7 separate regions of the Mus musculus genome follow, and regions 1, 3, 4, 5, 6 and 7 are each linked to region 2. Evidence: chromatin loops called from intact Hi-C (ENCODE). Cell type or tissue: left cerebral cortex. All regions are shown on one strand. Links, peaks and the distances in the headings refer to the core of each region. The heading gives the core; the rest is flanking DNA.

Region 1 (4,370 bases), core at 219-4,218, 140 kb before region 2:
CCAGGTCTGTCTCCACTTTCCAGCAGATGGGAGAACAGACACCACCCACACTTGGGGTGACTAGCAGCTGACTCTTCATGACCCCAATGTGCCTCTTGGAAGTTCAACCATAGAAGGCTTCTCCCATATAGAAAATAGAAAATTCTTAGATACAACCTTTAAAAGATAAAAAAAACTACAAAAGGCAGCTATAAACAGCCATGATACAGAAGTCCACGCCCTGGGTATCTAGACATTTACTCTGAGGTGCAGCTATCTAAGTCCACCTAGGGCTCTCTGAGACGCAAGTAAAAATGAACTAAGGCTTGGTTTGCATGGTGCTGCATACCTATCATCCCAGCACTCAGTAGGCTGAGGCAGGAGGATAAGTTTGAAGGCAGTGAGAGCTACAGTGCTGAAAGACAGAGTCATCTGGTTATGACACGCATTTCCATCTTGTCATCAGAGCAGCTAAGATGCATACATGAGACTCCCAAGACTAGGCACATTGTGGTGGATTATAGCTCAGTTGGTAGAGTACTTGCCTAGTATGCAGGAGGCTCTAGGTTTCATCTCCAGAACTGCATAAACCAGGATGTTGGCTTACAGGACTGTAATCCCAACACTCCAGCGGTGGAAGGAGGGATACAAGGTCAGGGTCATCTTTGGACTTAACCAGTTTCTGGCCACCTTGGGCTACATAAAAGAAACCCCAGATCAAAACAAGATGAGCTCACCCTCAAAGAAGGAGTGGAAGGAGCATCACCAGTACCCTCCCCTGAGACTCCAGTCACTCTTTCTTTGCTGTGGCCCAGCCCCAGCTCGATGGGTTCCATCCCAGTTTCCAGTCATGACACTTTTCCAGACAGAAATTTCCAGGGGATGAAGGGACATGCTAGCCTGTGGCCAGAAAGGGCACATTCAGGAGCTGGAGGAGTAGGTCAGTCAGTGGAGTGTTTGCCCTCAACATCATCCTCAGTGCTGCATAAACTGGGCAGAGTGGGACACACCTGCAGCCTCAGCAAGCAGGAGGAGAGGTGGAAAGATCAGAAGTCCAAGATTATCTGAGTTACACAATGACTTTGAGGCTCACTTGGAATATGTGAGACCCTGTCACTAAAAGAGGGGCAGAGCAGTGAGCTGGCTCAGTGGATAAAAGGGCTTGCTGCTAAGTCTAACCTCCTGAGCGCAATCCCTGAACCTCATGTGTCAGAAAGAGACAGCTGATCCTGCAAGCTGCCCTCTGCACACTTTTTAAAAAAGTGGGTGCTAGAAGTCAAACTCAAGCCTCATGCTTGCACAGTAAGCACGCTTACCCACAGGGCTACCTCTTCAGGCTCAGACAAGTTAGTTTGTAGAGTCATACACATGAAGAATCACTAGCTGGTAGGCAAAGCTCTCCACCAGGTAGCCCTGATGTGAAGAAGCAGGAAAGACTGCCTGGAGGGGAAAGACGCTGTGTAGCACTTGGGGTTAAAGAAGAGGCCTGGTGGGGCAGAGAGAGTAAAGTGCTTGCCTCACAAGAGTGAGAACCTGAATTCAATCCCCAGAACTCATAAGAAAAAAACAAGTTTTGTGGACAGCTAATCTGAAACTACCAGGCCAACGAGGAACTATGTCTTAAACGAATGATGGGAAGAAGTGGCACCTAAGATTGACCTCTGACCCCTACATATTCATATACATGTGCACAACTACCTGCATGCATCGCATCACACACACACACACACACACACACACACACACAATGAAGCCATACTTGGAAGTCAGAACAACAGTGGTTCTGAGAGGATCAGAGGGCGATTGTGAGACAAAGGTGAACACAAATGCGCTGTGACAGGCTATAAGTTCACGAACTCACAAGGCTTCTGCTCAGAAACCCCTCGAAGCAGGAGAGGAAAAGATTTGGGGCAGGGTGAGCAGATCTGCAGAACTGTACTCGTAACTAACAGGAGATGGTCCACCCTGGGTCGGTAAGCTCCGTTGAGCCAGCTAAACCCAGCTGGCTTCTGGTATTTTTATGGTCCATGAGCTAAGAATGGTTTTTACACTTTTAAATGGTTACATTTAAAATGGTTATGTAAGTGCCTACATAATATCCTGATTTTGCCTTTTACCCAGCCAGGTCTAAAATATTTAATGCCATACCCTTTCAAGAGAAAGTTTGTGGTCAAGCTTGGTGGTAGTGGGCCTGTCGTGCCAGCTGCTTGGGAGGCTAAGACAGAAAGAGCAGAAGTTCAAGGCCAGCCTGGGCAGCTTGATGAGACCCTGTCTTCAAAAAAAGAAAAAAAATATATAATAAGACTGAAGAAGATGGCATAGCTTTGAGCACTTGCCCAGACTCCCCAGTGAGTAGCAGCTCAGCAGTAGAGTGTCTGTGGGATAGGGGGAATGTTTCAATCCAACCACACACAGAAGTTGTGGACCTCTGGACTACCCCCTTGTCCATTTCTGTTTTTGCTTGTCCCACTTTCTCCCACAAGGTAAACTTGTGAGAAGGATTTAACTTAGCCATGGAATTAGCCAAGCTTTGGGATCCAGATGCGCATATGTCCTGTGAATGTCCAACACCCACCATAATCTTCTTGTGTAAATCCAGCCAGCCTAACTCTCAACCTCAGTGAGACCCAACCCCCCAAGACTTCCCAGAAACAACGGTGAATGAGAGGCTGCTGTGAACATCATAGGAGACCTGGCACATGAATAGGTCTGTGTGAGATCAAAATGCTTCTGGAATAAAAATTTACTCGTGGTCATTTATGAGCTGGTTTATCACCAACATCTACGCTCTGTTCTCATAAATGCTGCAGTGTCTAAGACATATAGCATGTGGGGTGGCAGGGCAGGAATCTGCTGAACTGCCAAAGATGCGACCTGGGCATTCTGCTCAGTCCCTCGTAACCCAGTCTCATCAACAGGTCGGGGGCACCTCTGTTAGGCCAGTTGCACTTCACTAAGCCCATGTGCATGGTGGAGGAAGATGTCAAACTCATGCTGAAAATGAGCCCATGGAAAACCACACTCCAATCTGCATTCTACTGTGGAAAAAGCATCCCAACCACATCCAGATATGGATGAAGAGGGGTTTGGGGGGGGGGGGGGAGTAAGCTATATTTTGTGGGAAACCTAGAATGTTCGACATCTTGTATCACATGGAAACTGAAACTCAAAAAGTATTTCAAGAAATAGGCATGCTGAATCTTACACTTACTCCTAAAGAAGGGCTACAAGTCAACCTTCATGAAAGCATCACCTTGGTGCCCTTGCAGCCTCAGGGCCCTGGTCACACACACCAGTGAGATCCACACTCATTCTATATTGAAGTGCCAGGCTGCCACCAGAAGTCTACCTATCCAGGGAGAATACAGGCTCTGACTCCAGTGTAAAAGCTCCTTTTATCTATCTGTGAGCTCAGGCTAGGTTGGGATACCCTGATTCCAAGTAGCTTTATCTATCTGTGAGCTCAGGTTAGGTTGGGATACCCTGATTCCAAGTAGCTTTATCTATCTGTGAGCTCAGGCTAGGTTGGGATACCCTGATTCCAAGTAGCTTTCCTGCCTTCTTGGAAGCCAGCTCCACAAGGTGATGTCTATAAGGTTTTTTTGAGACAGGGTCTTACTGGCCTGGAGCTTTTAGATTGAGCTGTGTTGGTTGGCCAGTGAGCCACAGCAATCTACCTCTGTTTCCAACTCTTCCTCCTCCTCCCCTTCCTCCTCTTCCTCCTCTGTGCTAGGATTACAAGCATGTCATTATCCAATGACACAACTAGAGCAAGAATTGTGGGTCTCAAGTTTCACTAACATTTCAGTGCAAGTGGCTAACAAGCAGGGAAACACTATGGAGCAGGTGAGTCTTGCTGCTTTGAGTCAGCCTGCAGTGACTATCAGGAATGTACTCACGAGTATCTATTGTGTGCTTTGTATGCATACAGCCAAGAAGTTATATAACTCCCCCCCTCCCTTTCTTTCTGAAACAGGGTCTTGTTATATACGCAGGCTGGCATCAAATGTACAATCCTCCTCCTATAGCCTCTGAGTGCTGGGATTCCAGGAGTGGTATCACACCTGGATGGCCCTGGCCTCTTGAAGGTGAAGTTCTGCAGGGAGGACAAACATGCACATCAAACTGACTGCACAGCAAGACAGCTGCAGGAGCCCATGAAAGGTGGGTACAAAAGCCTGGGCTGTCAAGTGACCATTTGCATGAAGCCACCTTCTCACCCAGGCAGAAGAATTTCCTTTTGGAATTCCAAAGCATCTAGCATAGTCATTTATCACCCGAAACAACTGCTTTACAGGACAGAGAGCCCTAGCACTGAGGCCAGGCCACCCTACAATTGCTATTCCTTAGTGCAGCCTAGAGCTTACAGGACTCACTTGATTGAAGTGTTT
Region 2 (4,370 bases), core at 144-4,143:
GCGTCCCCCTCTTTAGCGCGCGCGAGTTCCCACTGAGCCCCCGTGGGGGGGGGGGACCGCCGCTCCCCCCTCCTCTCCACCAGGGTCCCGCGACAACGACAGCGCGCGGGGTAGGCGGCGGCGGCGGAGAGGACGATGAGGATGATGATGGCGATGATGGTGGGGAGGAAGACACCCTCCGGGGTTGAAGGGGGCAGACACCGGGGGGCAAAGATGTTGGTGGCGGCTGGCGGCTCCGGCGCCATCTTGGGCTGATCGATGAATTGAACAAAGAGGATCAATTTCTGATCAAGCCGAGTGATCAATGAGAGCCGGGGAGCCCGAGGGACTCGCCGCCGACTCGGCCCCGCTCTTCTCCCGGCACCCCCCTCCTGCTTTCCCCCGTCGCCTCAGCACCCCCGCCAGGGCCCTGGCAGCCCGGAGTGTCACCCTCCTTCCTGAGGGAGGCCGCGACCGCCCGCAGCCCTCACCCCCCGGGCGCGAGGCCGAGCGCCGAGAAGCCTGACCTGCAGCTGCTGTAAATCAAAGCGCTTCCAATATTGAAACATCGATCCCACATTGGCCGCCATCTTGAGACATATTGAGACGGAGTGAGAGGCTGATAGAGAGGGGGCTGGAGTTCAGGAGCCGCCAGGAGGCAGCAGGCGGGCGGGCGCCAAAACCCGGCCTGGAGCCGGCCGCCGCCTCAGCCACCGCGGACGCGGACTCCTTCCTCCTCACGGCGCCGCCGCCGCTGCCGCCGCCGCCGCCGCCACCGCCTCAGCCATGGAGTCCGAAGCCTGAGGGAAACGCGGCGGCGGCGGCGGCGGCAGCCTTGACGCGCGCGCGCCGCGCTCTCTCTCCACAGCCCGAGCGCGGGCATCCGGGGCCCTCGCGACCCCTCACCCTTTTTCCCGCGCGCCCCGCCACAAGCCCCCCTCCCAGGCCGCGCTGCGACCCTACGGCGGCCCGGCCTCGAGGGGGCGCTGCGGGGTCTCCTCCGGACCCCGCAGCTCACCTAAAGGGCGCCCTCCCTCCCCAACACCCCCGCCCCCGGGAAGGTCGCGGTCGCCGGTGGCCAGCGCTTTAGGATAAGGTGCCCCTCGCTCTGCGCGCCTGAGGACAGTGGGCTGCGCTGCGGCAGCGGGGCGCGGGCGCTGCGCTCTTTCGCACGGTGCGCGCGGTGGAGCGAGCGGAGCCCACCTGCACAGCCGGCGGTCGGGACCCCACCGGCCAGCCCGCGCGCCGGGGCTGCGGGTGACCTCACTCCGCTCCCCTATGCGCTCCAGCTGGGGGACCTCCAGACCACAGCGGTCGTGAACAGTGTTTCATATTCAAGGAAGTGCAATTGTGTCGTGGTAAAGGGGGCGGAGGGGGTTGACCACCAAGCCTTGGAGCCTGCGGCTGCTGCCGCCGCGACTCCCATTCACGTCCTACACATTCCGTTGCAATCCCCAACTTGCACCGGGACACATCAGCGAGTGGCGACGGCCTCCCCACCCTTCAGAGCCGCTCCAGCGTCCGCCAGGACTGGGGCAAGTCTTGGAGCACAACTCTGTCCCAACCATGCTTCTGCGACACAACCCCAGAAACTTCCTCTGGGGTTCACACAACTCCGCGCCTCCGTCTTTGCAGGCAGAAAGTTTGAGAGCGTGCAGTGCACTTGAAACTGAGCGCTCGTTCCTAAGTTTTGAAGAAGAAAAAAAAAAAAAAACAAAAACGCTCACATTTAAACCGGGAGTGGGGGGAAGGAAGTTCTCTTTACATTTCCTTCTAGACCCAAAGCACGCGTTTCAGGATCGTCATCTTTAATGGATTTATTCACACCAGAGAGTTTGCGTTTACAGTAGGAACACAGTGTTTTCACTTTGCTGCACTTCGGTGAACGTGTAATTAGTTAAGACAAATCCCTAAATTCCTTAATCTTGAAAATTATATGTAAATAACGTCTGTATGGAACACCAAACATGACAGTAGAAAATAATTGCTCTCTGAGCCAAGTTTGAGGGCTTAGCGTTATTCGGTTGCGGTGAGATCGATATTTTTGGAGAACGAGGTTGGAAATGAAAGTCCCCCCGAGATTTAAAGAATACAAGTGTTCCCGGGTCTTGCAACTGCACCCAAAAGCCTCTGTGTCCATGCAGCGGTCGGGACCGGGCTGCACTCCCAAGTCGCAGCCTTTGAGGGGCAGAAGCCACCCGAAGCAGGTGCGTGGGAGCGCGCGGGCGTCAGGAGGCGCAGAGCCAACCTCAAGTCTGGATGCCGTGACGCGGCGCCAGGCGGGACACTGCGGACCTCGGGTGACCGCGAGCTGCAAGGGAGTCAGGCGCCGGAGCCGGAACGCGCGGGCGCCCGTGCTGCAGCTCCATTCGCACCGCCCAGTAGAGGGCAGCGGCTCCCCGACACTCGGGTCCTCAGGGTACCCCCCCCCCCCACACACACACACACACACACACACACCACTGCCCCAATGCTCGTGCCCACCCCAGCTCCTCGTACTTGGCCACACCCTGACCGAGATCCAGGCGGGAAGCAATTCCTTTGCCACCTAAAGCTTCCTAGAGCTTACCCGTTTCTCCCTATCTTGCATTTTAAAGGCCATCTACGTTTGTGCGGTGGCCAGCAAGAACGGCAAAATTTGACCTAAAGGTGGCTAGACAAAATGGGCAGGAGCATTAAAACAAGCAAATTTCCTCTCGTGGGGAACGATCGGAGAAATGGTATGGATTTACCACAGATGTTCTCAATCTAATTATGCTGTCGATCCCCTGGGTTTGAACTTTAAAAACTGAAATATATATGACCTGTGTAATAGTGGGGAAAGACATCTGGTTGGAATTCAGAGTTCTGAATCCATGGCAATATTTTAGATATAAGTTTGACGGGTATTAAATACAATTGTTCCGTTTCTAGTTATGTTTATACTTTTGCATGTTAACCTGGCTGACATTGGGAGGCCCAGAGCTTAAGCTTTATTTAAATAAATTTTAGATTTCTCCTAACAGAGTTTGGGGGTTGTACAGACTTTATTGCCCTCGGCCAGGAAGAGGGGAGAAAAAAAATTAAGATAACTTCTCTAGTGGAATAAAATGTTCTCATTTCAAAAGATAATTCACTAATCAACAATTATCTTGAGTGAATGAAATAATAATGCAAAGACTTGTGACAAGATTTTAAAGAACGCATTTAAGATGTTTAGAACAAGTATAGTCATAAACGAACAACTTAGAGATGGTGGGGTGGCTCAGTGGGTAAAGTGCTTGCTGTACAAGTGTGCTTGAGTTCCATTCTCAAAATCCACGTGGAGGAAGGGAAAAGAGACTCCATAGAATTGTCCTCTGATGTCTACCCCCTAGCTGGGACGTGTGTCCCACTGCACACACCAGGCACACACACACATCGTCATCATAATTAATAAATAAAATTTAATAAAGAGCAAATTATAAGCATTTCAAAGACTAGTTTTTTCTTGCAAGTTCATGCTCACCCAAAGTACTGTAAAACCTGGACGACCACTGGTGTCTGAATGTTGTGGATTTACAAAGTTACGAACTGCTTAAAATATTTTTTAAATGGAAGGGTTTAAAGACTTCTATCTCCATCGACACCCACAAAGACAACACATGAGTGATCACATCCTTCTAGAATCCACTGTGAGAACGGATGGCTCTGACGCAGGAAAAAAAGCTTCACATATAATTGATATGACTTTGAATGAAGCATAAGAAAAACAATCCAGAGGCATTCAGTCATTCTGTTTAATGTCTAGCTTCTCCCTTTAGGGGAAGAGCGCTCACAGTTCCCAATGCATGACTAATTGCCATCCCAAGCTTCCCAAAATAAGTCCCCTGTCATCCAACGAGAGAGCTGATCAAAACGATAGCCATTCCTAGTACCTTTATTTTTCAGCTTAGCACCAGAGAGGGAAACTGTGTAGGTGATGCAGGAGCCCAGAAATCCTCAGTTTCTTCCCCGTGGATCTTGTATTATTACCCAAAACAGTGAAATAAAATAGGGTTAGCTGACATGGTGGTGCACACCTGCCACCCCAGCGGGAGGCAAAGGCAGGAGGAGACTTTCATGGTCATGTATAGGGAATTCAAGGACAGCCTTGTTCTATGAGACCCAGCCTCAAAGACCAACAACAATGGCAAGTAATAACAGTAAAGGATCTGCAAGAATCTATTGTGGTTGCAGTAACTCTAAGAAACATTGTAACATACCTCAAACATTCCTTATTCTGCTCCGGTTGAAGAGTCTCCCCTGGATGGCATCCATGCTTAGTTTATAAAACCCATTAAGGGGAAAGTTGGTGAGTCTCTGTAGGGTGATACTTGCAAAACTGAGCCTTCCTAAGTATATTCCCCAAAATGCAAGTGTGTGAGTCTTTA
Region 3 (4,370 bases), core at 259-4,258, 190 kb before region 2:
ATTGTCTGAGGGAGGAGACAGAAAACACCCATAGACAGAATAGCATGCGGAGTTCTGTAAGCCACCTGCCCAGCCTCCAACCCAACATGCTTTGCCACTATCCACATCCACCCACCATGACAAACTCAAAAAACATTTTACGATCATCTGATAAGTTAATTCCTGAAGCAGGCTTGGAGGTAGTGTGCAGTTCGTTATGCAACTCAGGACCTTAAACAGCATAATTATATAACAAACAACCCTATCACCTGGATTTATTCAGCACATTTTGCTAAGCGAGGTAACATTAGCTCATTAATTCTAGTCATCCCTGCAGAAGCTGGGGGAAGGCATGCTGAGATGTGTCAGGCGCTGGCATCTCCCCCAGGGACAGGGATGGGAAGGAAAGCTGGCCAGGCCAACAGGTATGCAAAATGCTAATTATGAATGCTACTTCCTGAGACAGCAGCTACCTCAATTATACTGTCTCTTCATGCACTAATTTAACAAGGGTTTCCTAAGTGGCTACATGATCTGGGAAAGGCCAGGGTTGGGCACTGCAAGGGACACTGAGCCAAGTCAACAGGAGCCAGCTTCCCTAGAGAGGTAACCCAGGTAACATCAAATATCAATGGGAAAGCAAAAAACAGCCACATTAAAGATCACATGAGTGGAGAATAGATCCCATATAAATGGGCAAAGAGGAAAAAAAATTTTTTTTCAGTAAGAGGAGACAGAGATACTTGAGTAGTTGCCTTAATAGTGACACAGGGACAATCAGGAGTACAGTGCCAGGCAGGATCAGAACCATCTATCACCACTAAGAATAACTGATAATGTTAATTTTATGATGCTAAAGGAATACTTGATAAGCAAGACTAACACCTTGCTCTGAAAGGCTTGCCAAGGTAAATACCCCAATATACTAACCAAAAACTGAAAGGACAGGAGAAAAGACCCGTCCATCATAATAGGTACAAATTTCAAAACTCCATTCACATCTGTTAATCACAGAGATGTAAAATCATTTCTTCCTATGGTGCTGGGGAAGAAACTCAGTCATGAGAATGCAAGGCCACTGAGCCACGCCCCCAGCCCCTCACTGGGGGATTCTAGGCAGGGGCTCTACTACTGAGCCACACCCCCAGCCCTCACTGGGGGATTCTAGGCAGGGGCTCTACCACAGAGCCACGCCTCCAGCCCCTCACTGGGGGATTCTAGGCAGGGGCTCTACCACAGAGCCATGGCCCCAGCCCCTCACTGCAGAGATTTGAGGCAGATGCTCTTCTACCAAAAAACCTAGCAAAATGTCAGTATGGATGCAAAAGCCTGAAGAACACTACCAACCAATCACCTCGGTGGCCCCACACAGCTGCACAAGTGTTCCTTTAGTATGCATGGGGAATATCTAACAGCAAGCAGAGGTGCAAACAAGTCTTGATAAATTCAAAAGAACAAATATCATCCGAAGCACATTCTCTGGCCACAATGGAGTAAAACATGCACTGGACCTCTTAAGAACATAAAAAAGGAGCAAATCAAACGCAAAGTAAGCAGAAGTGAGCAAAGGAGATTGGGGAGCAATAAAACTGAAAAGGCAAAGAGAAAAAAAAAAATCAATGCAAACAAAAGCAGGTTCTTAAGGAAAAAAAAAAATCATTGAAATTGATTAGCTCCTAGCCAGTCTGATCTAGAAAAAAACATAGAATTTACAAATCCCAAGATCAGGAAATGCCAGAATGGATATGACTACACATCCTTTAATTCTGTTTCTTTTCTTTTCTTTTCTTTTCTTTTTCTTTTTCTTTTTTGAGACAGGGTCTCATTACATAGTGCTAGATGGCATGGAAATCTGTATGCAATCCAGGCTGACCTCAAAATCATAGAGATCTGCCTGCTTGCGCCTCTTGGACTGCTGGGATTAGAGGGATGCACTACCACAATTGGCACAACATGGCAAAGGTGGAAACAGGTGGATCTCTGTAAATGAGTTTGAGGCTAACCTAGTTCATATATTGAGTTCTAGGTCACTCAAGGCTATATAGTGAGATTCTATCTTAAAAAAAAAAAAAAGGATGATATATACTATGATTAACATCATGCCCAAAGCCAGGTATGGTGGTGCATGCCTGTAATTCCAGGAGTCTGGAAGACACAGAAGAGAGGCAGATCTATTTAAGTTCCAGGTCAGACTAGTTGATACGGTGACAAAATGTCTAAAAAATATTTCAGCCCAAAAAGATAACTCAGTGGGTAAAGCACCTAGCATGCCAGCAGGAGTAGCTGAGTTCTGATTCCCAGAATCCACCTAAAATGCCAGGACAGGTACCCAGTGGAGACACAAGCAGACCTGGGGCTTGCTGGCTAGTCACCTTAGCCTACTTGGAGAGTCCCAAGTCCCAGTGAAAGACTCTGCCTTAAAAAAAAAAAAAAAAAAAAAAAAAGATAGCTCCGGGTGAATAATACACTAGATTGACCTCTGACCTACATACACTCCCCTGTGCATATACATATATAAACAAAAGCAAAAATACAATTGGAGATGATTCAATCTGACTCAGAAAGGAATTAAAAACTGTTTATAGTACTATATCTTTTTTTTAAAGATTTGTTTATTGTATTTATGTGTGCTCTGTAACTGTGCTCCACCAGAAGAGGGCACCAAATCCCATTACAGATGGCTGTGAGCCACCATGTGGCTGCTGGGAATTGAACTCAGGACCTCTGGAAGAGCAATAGGTGCTCTCAACCGCTGAGCCATCTCTCCAGCCCAGTACTATATCTGTTAATGAAGTTCAATTTGAAATGAGAACCAGCAATACCAGGCCCATTATCATCACTCCACCACAGGAGCTATTTATTAGTATTAATGGTTGCCAAGGGATTGGAGGAGCAGTTTTCTTCAGTGGTGTAACTGCTTGTCATTTGCCCAAAGTTCCAGTATGTCTCCACTCATAGGCATGTAAGCAACCTTAATTAAACTCAGTGGGTTACAGAACCAGAAAAAAAAAAAGTTGAAAATGAGGGGAACTTGGTGGGAGGAAGGGAGGAAAATTGAGAGGAGCTAAGAGAGGGTAAGGGTATGTGTAAAAAGGACCAAGTTTATAAAAGGTAAAAGAAAGAAAGTCCCAGGCCTAAATGTCTTCAGAGTTTAACTACAGGAATGTAAAAAAAGATATAATAGTGGCTTTGAAGGGGGAACACTTCCCAGCTCATGACGTGAGCTTAGAGCCTTGTCTTCTGGTTAATAAACACAAAAGTCTGTATTCTATACTCCTTACAAATTTAAAGACAAAAATCTTTAGTAAACTGTTAATGAATTGATCCAGCCAATTTTGTTTGCTCTTTTTTTTTTTCTTTCAATTGTATTTGCTCATTCAGTAGTGCTGGGATTGAACCCTATGTCAGGTAGTGGTGGGGAGTAAGCCCTGGGCTTTGCACATGTTAGCTAAGTACTCTACTACCGAACTTGCCTTGTATGCATAAGGACCTGCATTTAATCACCAAAACACATGTAAAAAAGCTGGTGTGTGTGTGTGTTGGGGGGGGGGGGGCAGGTGGTGGGCACTTCTAAGCCTAGAGACAGGAGGCTTTTAAGTCTCTGGGGCTTGCTGGCCAGCTACTCTAGCCTAATTGGCAAGCCTTAGCTGTCAGTGAGAGACTGCCTTAAACAGCAAGCAAGCAAGCAAGCAAGCAAGCAAGCAAGCAAGCAAGCAAGCAAGCAAGACCACCACCACTAACAAAATCCCAAGGTGGGCATCACCTGAGGAATAACAGCCAGGGTTGATCTCTGATCTCTGTATGCACACACATATGTACCTATGTACACACACTCAAATGGAACTTCAGTGCAATGGGATAGAGCTCAGGGCTAGCACCTTGTGTGTGCAAGGCCCCGAGGTCAATGCCTAACACCAGTAGTAAACTATATATATGTCTATACACTTAAGTAATTTTCAAGAACAACTTTTGAATGTTTTAATAAAGTATTTTAATTCCCTTTGCTCTGCACCACTGCCTTGTGTGTTGTGGCACTGGGGATTAAATCATGCTAGGCAAGCACACCGCCGCGGAGCTACGGCCTCAGATTCTCTTTACTTTCCATTTTGACACAGGGTCTCATCAGGTTGCCCAGGCTGTACTTGAACTCACTTTGCCTCCAAAGAACTGGAATTGTAGTTATGAACTACTATGCCTTGCTGTAGCTTCTTATTTTTAGAATGTGATATATAGAGGTTTTTCAAAATACACTACTATAATTGTCTATGCATATAATATACTTAAAATAAGAATATCTTGGGGCTGTGAATCCCAAATTTTTTCTTGAGATAAATGGCAATATCTCAGTTGGCAGAGTACTTGCATGGCACACATGAGGTTCTGAGTTTGAG
Region 4 (4,370 bases), core at 166-4,165, 210 kb before region 2:
CTTCGGACCTGTCTGCCTCTACCTCTCAGTGCTCAGATTACAGGTGTGTGCCAACCCCCAACACCTGCTTTGTGAGATGCTAGGGCTCAGATCCAGGGGGTTTTGAGTGTTGGATAAGTGCTCTTCTGATTGAGCTATATCCCCATCTCTTTAGGTTGCTTTTTCAAAGATGGGGTTTCGTGTACCTCAAGCTGGCGTGAATTCTTGATCTCCCTGGGTACAATTCCCCGGAATAGGATTACAGGTGTGTGCTATCAGACCCAATCAGGATAGCAATTGCTCAAAGTAAAAGGAGAAAAGTCCACAAAGATGGGAAACACACAAAGAATGGAGAAGAAAATGTCCCTTAGTCTCTGCCTCATCTCTCTGAAGTGCCTCCTTCTCCAGAGAATGACTGTCCATGGTTTGCTGCATAGACTTCCAGCTTTTAAATGTCTTTTACCATCAAAAGCCATTTCTATATACAATTGCAGATACAGTTGCATACTTCATGTCTCCATTAATCACAGACCAAGTGTATGGGGGAGGGCTCATATGATTACAATGGAGCTGAAAAATTCCTACTCCCTGGGGGCAATATGGCTGCCTTATGACTTGCAAGCCTATGGTAATTGACCACAGCTATAAATAACTCTGCTACTAGTTTATGCATTTCTACATAGTACTTCAAAAGGTTGTGTGCAGATATGCTCGCATCTGTGTGTGCAGAATCCAAAAGACAAACTTGAGTGTGTTCTTCAGATGCTGACCACCTTGTTTTTTGTTGAAGCAGGGTTTCCCATTAGCCAGGAACTCACCAAATGGGACAGGCTGGCAGACAGGTGAGCTCCAGGGAGCCTCCTGTCTCCATCTCACCGGGCTGGGATGATAAACATGCTCCACCATGCATGGCTTTCCACATGGGATCTGGAGGCTGCTTTCAGACCCTTATAGGTGTATGCTGTGGAACTGAGTGACCTCCTCAGCTACAAGAACACTTTCAGTCATTATTTTAAAATTCTTGCACTCAAGCTGGGCATGGTGGTGAATGCCTTTAATCCCAGCACTTGGGAGGCAGAGGCAGGCGGATTTCTGAGTTCGAGACCAGCCTGGTCTACAGAGTGAGTTCCAGGACAGCCAGGGCTACACATAGAAACCCTGTCTCGAAAAACAAAACAAACAAACAAATTCTTGCACTCATTAGAAAAAAGTTTACTGTGGTCTGGAGAGATGGTTCAGAGGTTAAGCTCTTGCAGAGGACCCAAGTTTGGCTCCCAGTACTTGTGCTGAGCCATTCACAACTGCCTATAACTCCACTCTAAAGGGTTAGGGTTAGGGTTAGGGTTAGGGATGCCTCTGCAGCCATCTGTACTCATGTACACACACACACACTCACACCAAAAACCCAAAAGTTTATTTTAAAATAGTATGCTCTGTGGTAGGAGCAAACCCCTCATCTATGGACTGTCAACTTGATTTACTGGCTGAACTGAAGAGCCAGGCAGAGTGGTGCATGTCTGTCATCTCGGCACTGAGAAGGCTGAAGCAGGAGGATGCGTTCCTGGCCACTTGGGTAACAAGGTGAGATCACTTCTCATTGAGTGGCTGGTCAGCCCCAGTCCTTGTCAGCATTCTCATGTTCACATCACCATGGCAAAACTGTCTCATGAGATTTCTCAGAATAAATCTTATCTATCCATTCATCCCCAAGTCATGATAGGAATTTTTTCTTTCTTTCTTCTTTTTTTCTTTTTCTTTTTTTTCCAAGACAGGGTTTCTCTGTATAGCCCTGGCTGTCCTGGAACTCACTTTTAAGATACTCAGAAGGGAAGCTTCTGGATAAAGAACTGAACATGCCTGTCCCTACGCACCACCCAGCCAGCCTTGAGAGGCATTCCCATTCATGTGCATAGTGCCTGTGATCATGTTCCTAGACTCTCAGCAATGAGTGGCATGCCCTGTTTTTAAAGAGCTGACAGTGATAGGCAAAACCATCTTTTACTGATAGTTTATCTGCAAATGTCTGACTGTTAAAAACCATTAGCACTTCCCCTATATGACGTACATTGCGTCTGCAAGCTGCCTGCTCCTTCCTTTATTCTTTTTTTTTTTTTTTTTTTTTTTAGAGATTTTATTTATTTATTATATGTAAGTATACTGTAGCTGTCTTCAGATCTTATTACGGGTGGTTGGAGCCACCATGTGGTTGCTGGGATTTGAACTCAGGACCTCTGGAAGAGCAGTCGGTGCTCTTAACCACCGAGCCATCTCTCCAGCCTCCTTTACTCTTCTACTGGACTGCTTCTTCATTTTCTGGAATTTTTAAGTTCTATATTTATATAGTGAGCAGTGTGTAGACATATGGGTATACACACATGAATATGTAATGTGAAGACAGGATAAAAGGTTTTGCCCATGCTAGGCAGGTGCCCTCCCACTGAGCCACGCCCCAGCCCCTCCCTGGGGGACTCTAGGCAGACGCCTCATGGCTGAGCTACATAGCTTGGTGGTTGCAGTTTTGGACATTTACTCATTTGACTGTTAAACTGCCTGTGACTATTTTTTGTCCCTCTAACATTTGTGTTCTAAGTTGGATCATGATGTCGTCTCCTTTTTCTTCCCACATTTAAAGATACTGTGCTGCTTCCTTTTCAGAAAAGGAAACAAAAAAAGAAAGGCAAACTTTGGTATAACCTTTTTTGGTATCTTTTAGAATTTAAAGGTTCTGTTACTGCCGTTCTGAACTTCATTTTGGGTAGAACTAAGTCTCCCCACCTCCATTATTGTTCCAAATGAGTTGTTAGCTCTTGACAGTTGGTGATTTAGAAGTGTTTGTTGGAAAGAACAGGAAGGATAGCTGGGGCAGGGAGGGAGAAGGCAGGAGAGCCACCCACATCTACATTTAGCAATCAGTGCAGTGACTAATGCAGCCAGGTAGAGCAGCCTGGGACACAAGCTTCAATTGTGTGGGCTCAAGGCTCCTAACTGCAGGATCCCTAGTAGCAACAGGTAGTAGAGGGGCTGGCCACGAGACCACCCGTGTTCACCCACTTCCCATGTGGCTTCAAATAGGGTGGCGAACATCAAACCTGTTTGCAGAGTCTGGAGTTTGTGCTCAGCTTCCTCCAGTTTTGAGGTGGTGGACATCTGTGTCTCTTGCAGCTTTCTGGAAAGAATTAAAAAAAAAAAAGGAGACAATGAATCCAAATTGGTCATCATGTTTTGACTACTGAGATAGGCTGTGTGCCCGAGCCCCACTGATGAACATGCTTCTGTTCTCCGGAAGGCCCAGCTGGAGGCAGCCTTACAGTGCAGCTTGACTCTCTGCACCTCAATGTTGTGAATGCAGATTAAACGACGTGGAATGTGAACCCCCTGGGGTCTGACATGTGTGGCAATTGGTGTGGAAGGTCCTCCTGTATGGGACTTGTTCCGAGATGGTGGATATTAAAAAGAAATGAACCAGCATCATCATACGCTCATTGTTTTCTGAGGTTGGGGAGAAGAATGATACATTTACATTCTGCTGACACAGAAAAGGAATCTGTTGGCATAAAGGATGTCCTAAACAGATGTGACAGCTGTCCTTTCCTCTAAAGTGGAACGCAAATGCTACTACGGTGGGTGGGGGAGGGGGGACCTGAATATCTGCAAGCAGTTTACTATCCCCATGGTCTCTAAATGTAGTTCCCAGCCAAGAAATGACATGCTTTCCTCTGTGTCTGCAGAAAAAACAGGAATCTAAAATTAAGTTCATCATTTTATATTATATGAATATAACATATGCTCAACCCAATAAACCTGGGGGTACAAAAAGGGAAAAATGACAGCTTAAAAATAATAACAGCCAACTTTCTGTCACCTATAGAAAAACTTTGCTAATATTTTCCTGCCTGTCTGTTATAAAATGGGATGTGTGCTGGGGCTGGAGAGATGGCTCAGGGGTCAAGAGCACTGCTTGCTGTTGCAGAGGACCAGAGTTCATTTTCTAGTACCTACATCAGGTGCAAAAAGCTCCAGGTATTCAGAACCCTCTGCTGGCCTCCACAGGTACCCCTGTGCACACGTGGCATACCCACACAAACACATTCATATGCATAATTAAAATGAACAACAAATTTTAAGAAAGCCCCACTTTAGATGTAGTATTACAGTGGGTGTCTGTGTGCGCATGTGCGTGAGGTACAGGTGCACTGGAGTAGAAACTGGAGGCCAATATCTATCTATGTGTTCCTCAATTGTCTCTTCCCTGATTTTTTTGAGACAGCATCCCTCACTGGACCCTGAGCTCACTGATTTGGCTAGATTGGCGCGGGAGAGTGTCTTAGCAACTAATCCACCTGTTTCCACGCCCCAGGTCTGGAATTATAGATGTGTAGCTCTTTTTTACA
Region 5 (4,370 bases), core at 204-4,203, 280 kb before region 2:
TCTAGCACTGGGACATTGAGGCAGGTGGATGAGCAGTTTTAGGTTAGCCTGGGCTACATAGGGAGTTCCAGGTTAGCCTAAACTATCAATAGCCTCAGGAAAAAAAATTAAAAGAAAAGTTTCCAGGAGCCAGGTGAGCTGAGGGTAGACACTTGCAGCATCTGTCAGACTCAGTGAAATCCCCCACACAGGCCCAGAGAGTAGAATGGCAGCTGCTAAACTCTCAGGCATCTTCTACCAGAGGCCAAGCAGGCATGTGATTAGCAAGGTCAAGGGGCTTCTGAGCAAATAGGCACTTGACTCCTGGCTTACAGCAGGGAGGAGGAGTCTGGAAGCTTCCATTTGAAAGGCTCACTGATAGTACTGGCTTCTGCAGTTTAAGCTGCCACTGCTGAGTGTACCTCAGAGAAGATCAAACCTTCCCTGGATTCTTCTCCCATGCAGAGTAAACACCTTGCCTTGGGCTGATCACAAGGCAGGTGGCTGTGGAAGGCACAAAGGCATCCAAGCCTGTACTGTGTCATAGGCTTAAAAGAAGGGCTTGAAGGCTGGGAGAGACAGCTCATCGTTAAAGCCCTTAGCATGCAAGCATGAAGAGCTGAGCTAGAACCCCAGCACTCATATAAAAAGCTGGGCACATAGTCTGTGGCTGTAATTCCTGGGCTGGGGAGGGGGAGGCAGGATGATCCCTGCAACTTGACAGCCAGCCAGTCCAGCCCTCACAGTGCTCCAGGCTCACTGAAAGGCTCAGGTTTTTGGGAAGACAGTCCATAGTGACCTCTGATGTGTATATATGTGAACACATATACACACATGCTACAGAGGGGTTTGCTTCCTTTGTGAAAGCCATTCCTCTGTGAGGGCAGAGGCCTGCAATTCTTAAAGTTACACATCAGAGTCGATTATGACCCATATGAACTGATGGGAAAAGCTTGAGTAAACAGAAGCTATCGAGTGGAAGTGGAGACTGGGATCAGAAAGGCCACCGTTGGTCTAATACAGCATCTGGGTCATAGGATGCTGGAAAGAATGTGTCAAGTCCACACTGCAGCTGGAAACTGTGGAGGCTGGCTTATGCTCCCTGTGGCAATGCCCTCAGCTATGAACTGAAAAGACTACAGGAACACCCAGAGAAAATGATGCGGCACTATGCACTATAAACACTGTTGACTGTGAAGCCAAATTTAGTTAAGGTTTAAAATTTTTTTTTTTTAAAACAACAACAACAACAACAACAACAAGCCCAACTTGAATTTACAAGATTGAAGGTGTAGCTCAGTGGTAGAGCACTTGCCTAGAATCCCCCAGTGACGGGCTGGAAGTGTGGCTTAGTGGTAGTGTTTGAACATGCCAGGATCCAAGCTTAAGTAGGGATTTGAAACTTGCCTAGGGGTCTCTGCAGCTTGATGCAGCCTGAAGCTGGCCAACCTGTGCCCAACTATATCAAGAATCCGGTGGGAAGGCAGATAACTTTCCTTATAAACATTAAGACCAGTTAGAGCTACCAAGGGGCTTCTGATTGCTAAACCCAGGTGATGAGCTATAGGCTTTCCTGGAAGTTTCTCAGATTAATAACTGGTCCTTTGCAGTGGTGGAAAGTTCTGCAGGCCAGCAGGGTACTGCTCTTGATGGATGTAACCCGTGCCAACTAACTCCCCAGTGAGGATGGAAACTGGCTAGTGATGCCAAGGAGGAGGCTCCAGTGTTTGTCATTTCTAAACTGCGATCTTAAAACTTGGCGGTTTGAAAGGAGGTTTTCTTCTGTTATTCTCAACATTTACACGGAAGGATGCTTTCTATCTGGGAGTGGGTAGCAGGAGTGATCGGCCTGCTTCCTTGGATTCGTGACAAGTCTGTGAAGAAGTGGATGACTCAAGTGTAGGAATCCTTCCATATTTCAATAACCGATGAACATATGGGCTTTGGGCTGTTCTCAAATCAGCAGCTACATTTTCATCTTTTTATGAATGAATGATTACAATTGTTCTCAGTGGATGGTCCTTTTTCCTGTGTTCTGTTTTGGACAGTACATTGCATAAATGGGATGTGGGGGTTCATGATGACATCTGGGCTTGACTCCAGACTAGAAGTCACTGACAGATGTCACTGAAACTTAGTAGCAACTTGTGTGTGTACACTCACACACACATGTGGCAGCCAAAGGACAATTTTGGCAGTCATTCCTCAGGCACAGTCCACCTTCATTTAAATTTTTCCTTTTATATTTATTTAGTGGTGTGTGTGTGTGTGTGTGTATACGCCTCCACACGTGTGCACACGCGCCTGTGCTTCATCCTGTGTTTTTCTTTAAGTTCTTTCACTGGCCTGTACTTCAGCTAGGTTGGCTGTCAGGCTAGTGAACTCCAAGAATCCCCCACAGTAGGGTTAAGAACATACCATCATGCTTGGCATTTTTTACATGGGTTTTAGGGCTCGAACTCAGTGCTACATGGGCTCTTCACAGACTGAGTTCTGCCTCTTACAGCCTTAACAGCAATGTTCCTCTTGTCCTGCTGTATCAGGGGAAAGAGACATACAGGCCCCTCCTGAAGGTGCTGCACTGCTGGGGCCATTCTGTGGGCCATCTCAGTGTGCTCTCTTCATTGACATTCTAACTGGGACTTGTGGGGACATATGATTTGCAGAGAAGCCGCAATTTTTCACCCAGGAGGGCTTGACTGATCCATACATCCCCGAGGAAGCATGATAGCATAAATGTGGCGAAATACTCTTAGGGCCACAGCAGCTTCCATCCAGCAGTGACAGAGCCCACTTGAGGCAGAGCCCAGGTTAGCTTCAGCATGTATAAGGTATATGGCCTGGGGCTGATACCCTGAGAGGATGACCACCTCAGGACTGCAAAGCAGAAGTAACAGCAGCAGGATTAAATGGCTTCAAGATGCCAGGCAGGGGCCTTGGAGCTACTGAGTCATTAGCCTGTGCAGGGCAGGATCCAGCCAGCATCCCTGAAGGGCTTGCCCCATACATAGCAGTCACAGTGAGGGAAAGTAGGAGGAAACCTTGTTCTGACATCCATAAAGTTACCTGATGCTGCAGCATTAAGCTGCTCTGCTCTGGTACCCACCATGAATATGGGTGAATGAGTTTGGGAATCAAACTGTTTTTAATTTCTTTTGTGAACTTTGTGAATGACAACTTGTAGCAATGTAAAAAAGTTGGATGCATGGAGATTTTAGAGCCTTTGGCTGGCTCAGCCTATAGTTCCCTCCCTCATCCTTTTAAGGCTTCAAACAGGAAATGACTAGTAGGAAACTGGCAATGGGGACATACCGAGGTTGTTGTCTGTCAGCACCTCTTTGACCCTCTTGGTTATGCCATACGTGTCCAGCTCAGGAGACATGGCTACTAATTCTTGGATGCTGAGGGCTGAGTGTCCAGAGAGAGGCAGCGGTGTTGTGGGCTGGGAGTCTGAGGCAGGCGGGTCGCTGGGCTCTGGTGGTTTGCCTTCTTTACTGGTCTCAATGGCGGGACAGGGCTGCTGGACCAGCTCGGTGAGACTCTTCACAGATTCGCTGGAACTCATTGGGGACTCAGGGGCAGGGCTGCAGCTGGCAGAGGTCTTTGGAGTGCTTTCTAGAATTAAACACAGCAAGAATGGCTGCTCAAACTATCATCTGTTACCATGTACACCGACTTCCATTTCTCAGGAAACAGTAATTAAATCCCATTCCAGAAGGGGACCGTCGTAGACCTTGGGACTGTGTTATTTTGCCATTTTTTTCATTAAGTGTAACCTCTAATTTTTCTGCATTAAAGGAACAAAAATAACACCAACAAAGACAAAAAAAAAATCAACTAAAGGTTCAAATAAAAGGTTTCTGAAGGCTTAATATCAGGGCATTTTGCTAAAAAAAAATGTCATTATGACTGCTATGATTTGTTCTAATCAAACCCCATGATTCTGGTAATTCAGAGGGACTGGGGGTCTAATATGTGATTATTTCCTCTATATTTTCCAGAACAAAAATATGGACAGGAGGTGGAGAGATAGCTCAGTAGGTGGAGAGATAGCTCAGTAGGTGGAGAGATAGCTCAGTAGGTGAAGTGTTTCCTTGCAAGTATGGGGATCTGAGTGCTATCCTTAGAACCCATGTAAAAAGTCAGGCATTGTAAATCCCATGCTTGCAATCCCAGCACTGGGAAGGAAGAGACAGGCTGACCCTTGAGGCTCACTGGCCAGTCAGCTTGGCATACTTGGTGAGGGTGGCGCTTGTGGAATGGGAGGCAAAGGTGACCTCTGGCTTCTACATGCATATGCAGGAATGGACAGATCATTCTAGGCAAGGGTTGCCTATAAGCCAGGATGGTCATCTGGTTACAAAGACTCTTGAACCCAGTGCCTTAGCTGT
Region 6 (4,370 bases), core at 165-4,164, 54 kb after region 2:
GAGGCGTTTGTTCAGGGCTCCTGAGTATGTGACAAGGCCCAGGAACATTTAAAAGCCACGCATTACCGGGCAGTGGTGGTGCACATCTGTAATCCCAGCACTTGGGAGGCAGAGGCAGGTGGATTCCTAAGTTCGAGGCCAGCCTGGTCTACAGAGTAAGTTCTAGGACAGCTAGGTTATACAGAGAAACCCTATCTCTGTATAGAAACCCTGTCTCGAACACACCCCCCCCCCCAAGCCTGGCATTATAGTGGGCATCTGAAATGATTCCAGGAAGGCTCAGGAGGATTGCCATAAGTTCTGGGCTAAGCTACATAGCAAGTCCCTGTCTCAAAATATTTTGGAAAAAGAAACCAAAAGAAAAGCAAAAAAATGACAAAATCCTAAACCATAGAACTTTTTTTTTTTTTAAACTCAGGGTCTCATGTAGCCCAGGGTACCTTCAACCCCACTATGAGTGTCCACTGAGGGTGACACTGGAGTCCAGAGCCTCCTGCCTCCACCTTCCCCAGCGCTGACACAGAACCCCAGGGCCTTGTGCTTATCAGACAAGCACTCACTCAGCCACATCCTCACCCCCTGCCAGGTGTTTCTTTGGTGACTTTATTCCCCCTACCCAAGGTGGGAGCAATGGCTCAAGAGATTAGGGGGGTCTCTGAGAAGACCTGGAGAGAGCAAACTTCAGCCAGTGCCCTGCTTCCTCTGAGTACCCCACACTACCCTGTAGAACTGTTTAATCTTTCAGTTTTCCCCCCATTAAGTCCCTGCTGCTGGCTATGGACTTAATAAATTCCACCCCATTTACTTACAAACTTACAATTCATTTAGGCTTAGCAGAACTTTCTGGACTGTCTAGGCAATGCAACCAAGCTGAGGTTGAGACATTTTTTCCTTTCAGCACAGGGCTCTCTTCCCCTTCAAACATACATGCAAAGGGCTGGTGGGATGGTTCAGTGGGTAAAGGAGCTTGCCACCAAACCTGCCGACTCAAGTTTAATCCCAGGAACCCACGTGGTTGAAGGAAAGAACTGACTCCTAGAGTTTGTCCTCTGACCTCCACAGGCCGGCTTTGGCATAAGCTTTCCCTACCCCTACTCCCTTAAAGTGATCTTTTCTTTTCTCTTCTTTTCTTTTCTTTCTCTTTTGTTTTTGTTTGTTTTGCTTGTTTGTTTGTTTGTTTTTAAACCCTCAAAATGAACAAATAAATTTTAAGAACCCTCTAACCAGAAAAGAAACAACAACAGCAAAACAGTAATAAACCCAGGAGCATGATCTTCTGGTACACACATGTAACTGACAGGCTGACAGGGGTCAGCCTGGGCTTCAGAGTGAACCTTGCCTTAAACAGACCAGATACACAGTCTTGAGGGGAGATAGGAGTTCTACTGGATGGTCCCACTCTCATCTCGGGAGCTTGGACCTATCCAGCCCCACCTTGGTGGTCTTGTTTTCTGCCACGTGTTTAGAGGAGCCTTTTTTTTTTTTTTTTTTTTTTTTTTTTTTTTTTTTTTTGAGACAGGGTTTCTCTGTATTGCCCTGGCTGTCCTGGGACTCACTTTGTAGACCAGACTGGCCTCAAACTCAGAAATCCACCTGCCTCTGCCTCCTGAGTGCTAGGATTAAAGGCGTGTGCCACCATGCCGGGCCGAGGAGCCTTTTTTATTAAGGAAGCTTTCATCCAGGCCGACCTTGATCCTTTGCAGAGGCCATGGGAGCTAAGGAAAGTTAGGGAGCAAGAGAAGCTTTTTCTCTTGTGGGAAAGCCTTGTCATCTTTCCAGGTGAGGATGGTAGCCCCGATTTTCTCATGAACCGGCATCCCCAAAGGCAGGGATCATTCTGGATTGCTTTTGGGAGTCAACTCATTGCTCAGGACTTGGGAATGCCGTAGGTCCTCAATCAATACTCCAAGGGTTGGATTCCGCAGAACCATGTGCCTGCGGCACCCATCCAGCTAAGATAGTCACAACCTCGGAGTAGGCTTAGGGAGAGGTGGCCTGGCTTCAGGAGGGTATTGGGTGCAAAGAAAAGCATCGTGGGGGGCCGTTTGGGGTCCTCCCGGGGCGCTTAACCTTGGCTTTCTCTGCTGGCTGGGTTGTGGCTCCTTACTCCAGGGCCTCGGGCTGCGCGCCAGAGAAGAGGAGGAGGCGTCTACCGTCTGCACCCATCACCTGAGCTGTACCGGGCGGGGAGGATAACAATTATTGGGAGAGGTTGAAAAAAAAATCATTATCAAATAACTACAGCTTGCAAAAGTTGGAGGGTGGAAAGGAAAATGCGGTCCGGATCGCTGCAGGATCGCGCGGCTGCTGGAGCTGCGCCGCGCAGCGCCGCGGTAGCCGATCTGGAAGGAGAAACATCTGCAAGGCATTTGTGCGAGGCTCACCTTTGAGACCTCGCGGTTGGAAGGAGGCGCTGAGTTCGCGCAAAAGGAAAATCGCTCCAAGGTTTTCTTAGGGGGACCCTGACTGGCGCGGGCTGAGGAGGCTAGGGAGTTGGGGAAGAGCGCCCCCTGTCAGGCGCACGAAGAGCCTTGATGACCCGAAAGGAAAGCTACCACCTTAGCCTCAGTTTCCCAATCTTTCTCTCTTTACCCCTCCTCCTTCCCCTCACCCTCATGTAGCCCAGGCTTTTTATGTAGCTGAGGCTGGCCTTGAACACTTCACCTTCCTTCTTCAGTCTCCCAAGTGCTGGGATTGCAAGTCTGCCTTCTAAGATACATTTTCAGCAGTATATGAATGGGAGTTAACGTTAAATTCACCAATCCGTTCATGTGACGAATTACGATGTCACTTTAAAAAAATCTTTAAAAGATAGCATGTCCAAGGAAAAAGGGGGAAACTTTTTTCCTGATAAAACAGAAGTGGCTTTTCGGAAATGTTTTTCCTTTTGGCAGCTTCATAAGACACTGTGATCAGCCAACGCCTTACTACCCTTTCCTCTGCAACAGCCTGCTTTCCCGTTCCCCCTCTCTCCTACCTTCATGCCCCTCTCTTATACCCCCACCCCGTAAGCAGTCACAGCCAGGTGTTCATGACACCAAGAGTCATTGACAGCCCACCACATGCTTCACCCCCATTCTGCTCCTCCCTTCCCTCTTTCCAGATGTTCCCTGGGCCTTGGAATGGTGACACAACGTGCTGGGTGGGACCGGGCATTCAGCAGCCACCTGTTCTCACCCCTTGGACCAGCTGAGTTCCCCCCCCCCCCAAGCACTGCCCATTCAAGAAGCCCTTCTCTGGTCAAAGCTGAGGGCTTCCTTAGTCTGTGTGTGTCCCCCCAAAACAAGGTTTCTCTGTGTAGCCCTGGCTGTTCTGGAACTCACTCTGTAGACTAGGCTGTCCTTGAACTCAGAGCTCTGCCTGACTCTGCCTCCCGAGTGCTAGGACTAAAGGTGTCTGCCACCACCGCTCAGCTTAGTCTATGGGTACAAGCACTGTTTCGAAAGCAGTTTAGGATTATGGAGATGGCTCAGTTACTAAAGGCACTTTCTGCTACACGTGAAGACCTGGGTTGGCTCTCCAGGACCCACAGGAGAGAGGAGAGAACCAACTTCTTCAGGTTGTCCTCTGGCTGTCAAAACTTGTGCCATGGGTGTCCTCACATACAAAATAAGTAAATAAATGCAATAAAAAAAATTAAGAATAGAAGGCAGCTTATGAGGTCACTTGACAGGTCACCAGGAGTTCCCTGTAGGGCCTGACCTTTCCAGGCTCAGACATTTCCCCAGTTCTGCTTGACAAGCCTTCCTTCCATCCCTTGGGGCAGATCTCCTCACATCCAATCCTAAAGACAGAATCTTATTTGTAGCTGAGGCTGGCCTTGAACCATCCATATCCTTTTGTCTCTCTGCCTCTTGAGTGCTAGGATCACAGGGAGGTACCGCTGTGTCCAATATATTCTTCTTCCCTCCCTCCCTCCTTCTTCCCTCCCTCCCTCCCTCCTTCTTCCCTCCCTTCCTCTGTCTTAGAAGGTCTCCTGTAGCCCAAGCTGGCCTCAAACTCACTACAAGGCCAAGGATGCCCTTGAACTCCTGATCCTCATGCCTCCACCTAAAACCAGGATCATAGGCATGCAGCCTTGCACTCTGTTTTGAGTAGCCAAAAAGTTCCTTGGAGGCTCAGCTGGTGGAGTGCGTGCCTACCACTCAGAAGCCCTTGGCTCCATCCAGCTCTGCCTAAACCAGGAATGGTGGTGTATGACCGTATTCAGGAGGTAGAGACAAGAGCTGAATCAGAAGTTCAAGGCCGTTCTTCAACACATAGAAAGTTTGAGACAAGCCTGGACTACACAAGACCCCGTGCCCTCCTGTCTCCCCTACCTCCCCTTTAAAGAGCCTAAGTTTCTAATTCAGGGACCAGGGCAAGCCTTT
Region 7 (4,370 bases), core at 192-4,191, 96 kb after region 2:
CACTCTGGGTGAATGAATAGTGACCGGCACTGAGAAAAGAAAGGAAGCGGGAGAGGGAAGGAATGGGAGAAGGAGGGGCCTGATGCGCATCCCTGGGTGGTCTTCACAGTGGCAACATGCCTCTCTGTTTATGTCTCTACGCCCCCTCCACTCTCTGCTGCTCAGCCAGGCCAGCTCACCTTGTATGAATGAAGCTCCAAGCAGGACCCAGAGCTGCCCAGGGGCAAGAACACAGACTCCCAAGGCCAGTGCAGAGCTCACTCCTGCCTCTGTGCCTTCCTGGGGTTTCCATCTGGATCTGCCCTGTGCCCTAGGACTCTCAGCCTGAGTCCATGGACTGCAGGGACTTGGCATCGGGGAGGCTGCCTGAGCTGACCCAGCCCTGCTGACCCAGCCTGACCCAGCCCTGCTGACCTCTACACACACAGGGACATTCATTACTGCTGTCATTGTCCTGGTGACTGTATTACTGCAGTCTGTCTATTACTCAAGGCTAATATGGCAGGGTGACAGATAGTACCTAGGGGTGAGTCTTACAGAAGTAGATAACATTTGATACAAGTTAAAGGTGCCATCTGGACTATTCTAAGGAGTGTATGTGCATGTGTATACATGTGTTCATATATATATGTATTTTCTTTTCTTCCTTCCTTTCTTCCTTCCTTTCTTCCTTCCTTCCTTCCTTCCTTCCTTTCTTTCTTTCTTTCTTTCTTTCTTTCTTTCTTTCTTTCTTTCTTTCTTTCTTTCTTTTTTTTTTCGGGACAGGGTTTCTCTGTGTAGCCCTGGCTGTCCTGGAACTCACTTTGTAGACCAGGCTGGCCTCGAACTCAGAAATTTGCCTGCCTCTGCCTCCCAAGTGCTGGGATTAAAGGCGTGTGCCACCACACCTGGCCCATATATTTATTTTCTTAATTTTAGTTTTCTTTCCCTCTCCTTCCCCCCCCTTTTTTTTTCACTCAGCCTCACGTTGTGTGTTGCTTCTGCTGTGTGATGTTCTATCAGCCACTTGACCTCTCTGAGCCAGTGAGGTTCATGACATGAGATGAAACCTACTTCTCTTAGGGTATTTTCTAAGTTTTCATCACCTACCCTAAAGGCCTTTCTAATCACACCAGTGTCTGACACCTCACAGGCTTTCCCAAGATCCAGTATCGTGATTCTATCTCTGCCCCAGAGCCCGTCACTGACAACTGGCCAAGCCCACCGTGTGTCTGACTAGGGGACCTTCTGAGTCCACAGTACTTTGTGGCCCAGGACTTCCTACTGTAGAAGGTCCAGCTGGAGTCTTTACTTAGGAGTAAGTCATGAAAGCCTTCCTGGAGGAAGGAATGTTGGATGGATCCTGGACTGACAAGCAGTAAAATTAAAACTGCTCCCTTGGATGGGGCCGGCTCAGTGGTGGACCTGGGCCTCTGACCCTTTCGTTTGGGTATAGTGGAGAGTATGGGTCTTCCCATCTCTCTATGGGCTTTGAAACCATCCCCCCCAAACTGAGAGGGCAAAGATAGATGCTAGGTAGTGCTGTCCCAGGGGAACTGAAAGAGGGAAACTGAGTCACTATTGCTTACTGAACCTTTATCTCACCATAGCTCAGGCTGCCCTTAAAATCCAATTTCTACCCACTTCAGCCTCCCGAGTGCTGCTAGGATTATAGTCAGCTGCCACCATGCCTGGCTCTATCATCGCACTTTTAATTTGATTAACTCACTAAGTTTTGGTGCTGGAGTTAGGATCCAGGGCTTTGCAGGTGCTCTGCTGTTGAGCCAGGCTCCCAGCTCCTTCACTGGGTGTTTGTAGGTGCGGCTCTACCAATGAGCCCCGTCCTGACCCTGCCTCTGTTCCGTTCTAGAAACTAGGGAGGCAGAGTGGATATGAACCACTTGGGTGGGAGCAGCCATAAGCTAACCTTGTCCCCTCTCCCATTTATCTGCCTCAGGCCTTAAATGGAAGCTGAGGCTGGGACACACAGGGATTGAGAACCTGGGGCACTGTGACTTAGATGGAGGCAGGAGGTCAGCCTTGGTCTGGATGAGCTGGCCGTGCGGTCCATTCAGATTTTCGTTAGCGGAGCGCCACCTAGTGGTGTTTGTGGAAACCAGTCTAACTTCCCGTTTCTTGGTTGTTAAAAAGAGAGAACAGCAAAGGAGAGATGGGAGTCTGGATCCCTCACTGGGCTATGACTCCTGACACTTAGAGGCCAAAATAAGGAGAAAGTGGGTGGCGCAGCGGCAAGTGCTAACTAGACTTTGGCCGTAGCCCCGACCTTAGTCTTAGCCTGCTTTTGGCCCGACCTGGGTTTTTGTGTCCATGTGGTAGTTGCTCTGCTCTCAACTTCCTAGTATAGAGTATTCTTTAAGACAAACTATGGGCATCCAGGCATTGGTGCACACTTGTAATCCTAACACCCAGGAGGTAGAGGCAGGAGAATCAGAAATTCAAAGCCATTCTTGACTGCATAATGAATTCAAGGATAGCCTGGGCTATGTGAGACTAGTACAAATGAGATGAGGGGGAGAAACAAAGAGAAGGAGGAGGAGGAAGAGGGAAGAGGAGGAGGAGGAAAACAAGAAGAAATGACTCAGGGAGTGTCAGTGTGTGTGAATTTGGGTATTAGTGTGTTCGCATGTATGTTTGTGTGTCTGTTGTGTGTGAATGTATTTCCCTGCATGGGGGTGACTCTGTAAATAAATGCTAGCTTTCAAGTATGTATCTGTTTGCGTGTAAGTGTGTGAATGAATTGCTGTCTATGTGTGTGTGTGGCTATGTGTATGATTGCGTATGTGTGTGTCTCCATGTGTGTGTGTGTATATCTATGTGTCTGTCTGTCTGTGTGGCTATGTGTGAGTGTGCATCTTTGTGTGGGTATATCTGTATGTGAGTGTGTATATGTGTGGCTGTGTATGTGTGGCTGTGTATATGTATGTGTGTGTCTATATTGTGGCTATGTGTGAGTGTGTCTGTCTGTATATGAGTGTGTGTGTGTATGTGTGGACATGTGTGTCTGTCTGTCTATATGTACGTGTCTGTCTGTCTGTGTGTATCTGTATGTATGACTATGTGTATGTCTGTCTGTCTATATGTGTGTCTGTCTGCATGTGTCTGTATGTGTAGCCATGTGTGTGTTTGTCTGTCTGTATGACTGTGTGTCTCTCTGTGTACTTGTGGATCTTTGTTTATGATGTGCCTGTGGATATAAATGCCCCTCATTCTAGAAGTATGTGACTGCAGCCCCCGTGCTTGTGGGATTTGGGGAACACCTGCTTTTCACACTTGGCACCCCTTCTTGGGCTCACAGGTGCCTACCTGGATCCAAGGAAGGGCTGAAAACTTCTTTGAGGACCCCCTCTTGATGGGAGGACTTGAAGGGCTCCCCTGCTTCGTGATGTCAGTTTGGAAGTGTGAGGTGCTCTGGTGGGGACCATGAAGAGGATGCTGTGCAGCCTCCATTCAGTATGGACTTTACTTTGTTAAGATTTTAAAAAAGATTATACCCTGTCTGGAAAAACCAAAAAAAAAAAAAGATTATATATATTTACTTTCCCAAACTTTAATTTAATGTGTTTGAGTGCTTTGCCTGAATGTATGCCTGTGGATTTGGGGTATGTGTTTGTGTGATGTTCATGTGTAAAGGCGTACACTTGAGTGCTTGTGGGGTCAGTCTCAGGTATTAGTCTTCAGGACAATGTCTATCTTATTTTTGAGACGGGGTCTCTCACTGGCCTACAGTTCATGAGTTTGTCTGGGCTGCCTGGCCAGCATGGGTCCACCTGCCTCTGGCTCCCAGCGCTGGGATTAGAAATGAATGTCACAACAATTGGCTTTTTTACATGGGTTCTGGGATCAAATTCTGGTCTTCATGCTTCTGTGGCCAGCACTTTACTGAGCTATCTCCCCAGCTCCAGTAATAATTAACTTATGGGTTCAGCAGCATTGGTCTGCAGATGTGACCACTGAGTCATCCCACCAAGTGCCCTCAGTGGGAGTGCAGTTGTGAAACACACCCGAGCATGTATGTGGGTGTGTAAAACACACATGTGTGACTATGTGCATGCTTTATGTATGCGAGTGCTGGGCAGTACATGTGCTTGTGTGTGCATGCTCTGGGGGGTGTGCACTGATGTGTGTAGCATGCTTTGAGTGTGTGTGGATGCATGGGAATTAAATAGCTTGTTTTATGCATGCCTTGTGTGTACAGGCATGAGGGTGCATGAGCCCATGTTTGTGTGCTTTGAATGTGTGCAAACATGAGGGTGTGTATTCATGAGTTTGCGTATGCTTATGTGTGTATACCCTTGCAATGTGTGCATGAGTGTGTTTGTATTTGAGTGTGTGCATGCCCTGGGGGTGTGCATTGGAGATTGTGCACAAGC

What was found. Hi-C counts contacts between places; a loop is a spot of excess contacts. Peaks named below come from ENCODE experiments on the same cell type or tissue, not always from the same donor. Only the 100,000 strongest peaks of a DNase experiment are listed, where the experiment ranks them.
Region 1: a loop joins it to region 2, with 2.3 times the contacts of the local background. A loop is called at or near these places in 4 of 42 quality-filtered maps.
Region 3: it touches region 2 in a loop (2.5-fold over the local background); 10 of 42 quality-filtered maps call a loop at or near these places.
Region 4: it touches region 2 in a loop (2.7-fold over the local background); 9 of 42 quality-filtered maps call a loop at or near these places.
Region 5: it touches region 2 in a loop (2.6-fold over the local background); 16 of 42 quality-filtered maps call a loop at or near these places.
Region 6: it touches region 2 in a loop (6-fold over the local background); 35 of 42 quality-filtered maps call a loop at or near these places.
Region 7: it touches region 2 in a loop (8-fold over the local background); 18 of 42 quality-filtered maps call a loop at or near these places.

What each region holds. Positions count from the first base shown.
Region 1 is chr5:136,422,944-136,427,313 of GRCm38, forward strand. All of the region lies in intron 2 of Cux1 (cut-like homeobox 1), which reads right to left. It overlaps Gm16599 (a long non-coding RNA gene), which reads left to right. Exons shown (of 3, transcript XR_868598.3): 3 at 1-4,370. Among named protein-coding and RNA genes, the nearest start is that of Gm16599, 32 kb to the left of the region's middle. In left cerebral cortex, for the core only: no CTCF peak of the experiment used is centred there; DNase peaks (open chromatin) are centred at 2,055 and 4,079; H3K27ac peaks cover 2,371 bases.
Region 2 is chr5:136,566,672-136,571,041 of GRCm38, forward strand. It overlaps Cux1 (cut-like homeobox 1), which reads right to left and starts at 819. Exons shown (of 23, transcript NM_001291234.1): 1 at 507-819. The coding sequence starts at 569. In left cerebral cortex, for the core only: CTCF peaks have their summits at 906, 2,328 (motif pointing right) and 2,544; DNase peaks (open chromatin) are centred at 249, 651, 1,089, 1,490 and 1 more place; H3K4me3 peaks cover 2,513 bases; H3K27ac peaks cover 1,031 bases.
Region 3 is chr5:136,376,947-136,381,316 of GRCm38, forward strand. The region is part of intron 4 of Cux1 (cut-like homeobox 1); the gene reads right to left. Among named protein-coding and RNA genes, the nearest start is that of Mir721, 3.3 kb to the left of the region's middle. In left cerebral cortex, for the core only: a CTCF peak has its summit at 2,630 (motif pointing right); no DNase peak of the experiment used is centred there.
Region 4 is chr5:136,360,191-136,364,560 of GRCm38, forward strand. It overlaps Cux1 (cut-like homeobox 1), which reads right to left. Exons shown (of 23, transcript NM_001291234.1): 7 at 3,069-3,145. Among named protein-coding and RNA genes, the nearest start is that of Mir721, 13 kb to the right of the region's middle. In left cerebral cortex, for the core only: no CTCF peak of the experiment used is centred there; DNase peaks (open chromatin) are centred at 2,515, 2,818 and 3,160; H3K27ac peaks cover 1,949 bases.
Region 5 is chr5:136,283,470-136,287,839 of GRCm38, forward strand. Cux1 (cut-like homeobox 1) reads right to left here. Exons shown (of 23, transcript NM_001291234.1): 20 at 3,292-3,594. Among named protein-coding and RNA genes, the nearest start is that of Gm30408, 40 kb to the left of the region's middle. In left cerebral cortex, for the core only: no CTCF peak of the experiment used is centred there; DNase peaks (open chromatin) are centred at 1,830 and 2,141.
Region 6 is chr5:136,620,959-136,625,328 of GRCm38, forward strand. No RefSeq gene overlaps it. Among named protein-coding and RNA genes, the nearest start is that of Gm38722, 9.2 kb to the right of the region's middle. In left cerebral cortex, for the core only: a CTCF peak has its summit at 2,507; a DNase peak (open chromatin) is centred at 2,359; H3K4me3 peaks cover 492 bases.
Region 7 is chr5:136,662,640-136,667,009 of GRCm38, forward strand. The region is part of intron 2 of Gm38722 (a long non-coding RNA gene); the gene reads left to right. Among named protein-coding and RNA genes, the nearest start is that of Myl10, 29 kb to the right of the region's middle. In left cerebral cortex, for the core only: a CTCF peak has its summit at 2,078 (motif pointing left); a DNase peak (open chromatin) is centred at 2,072.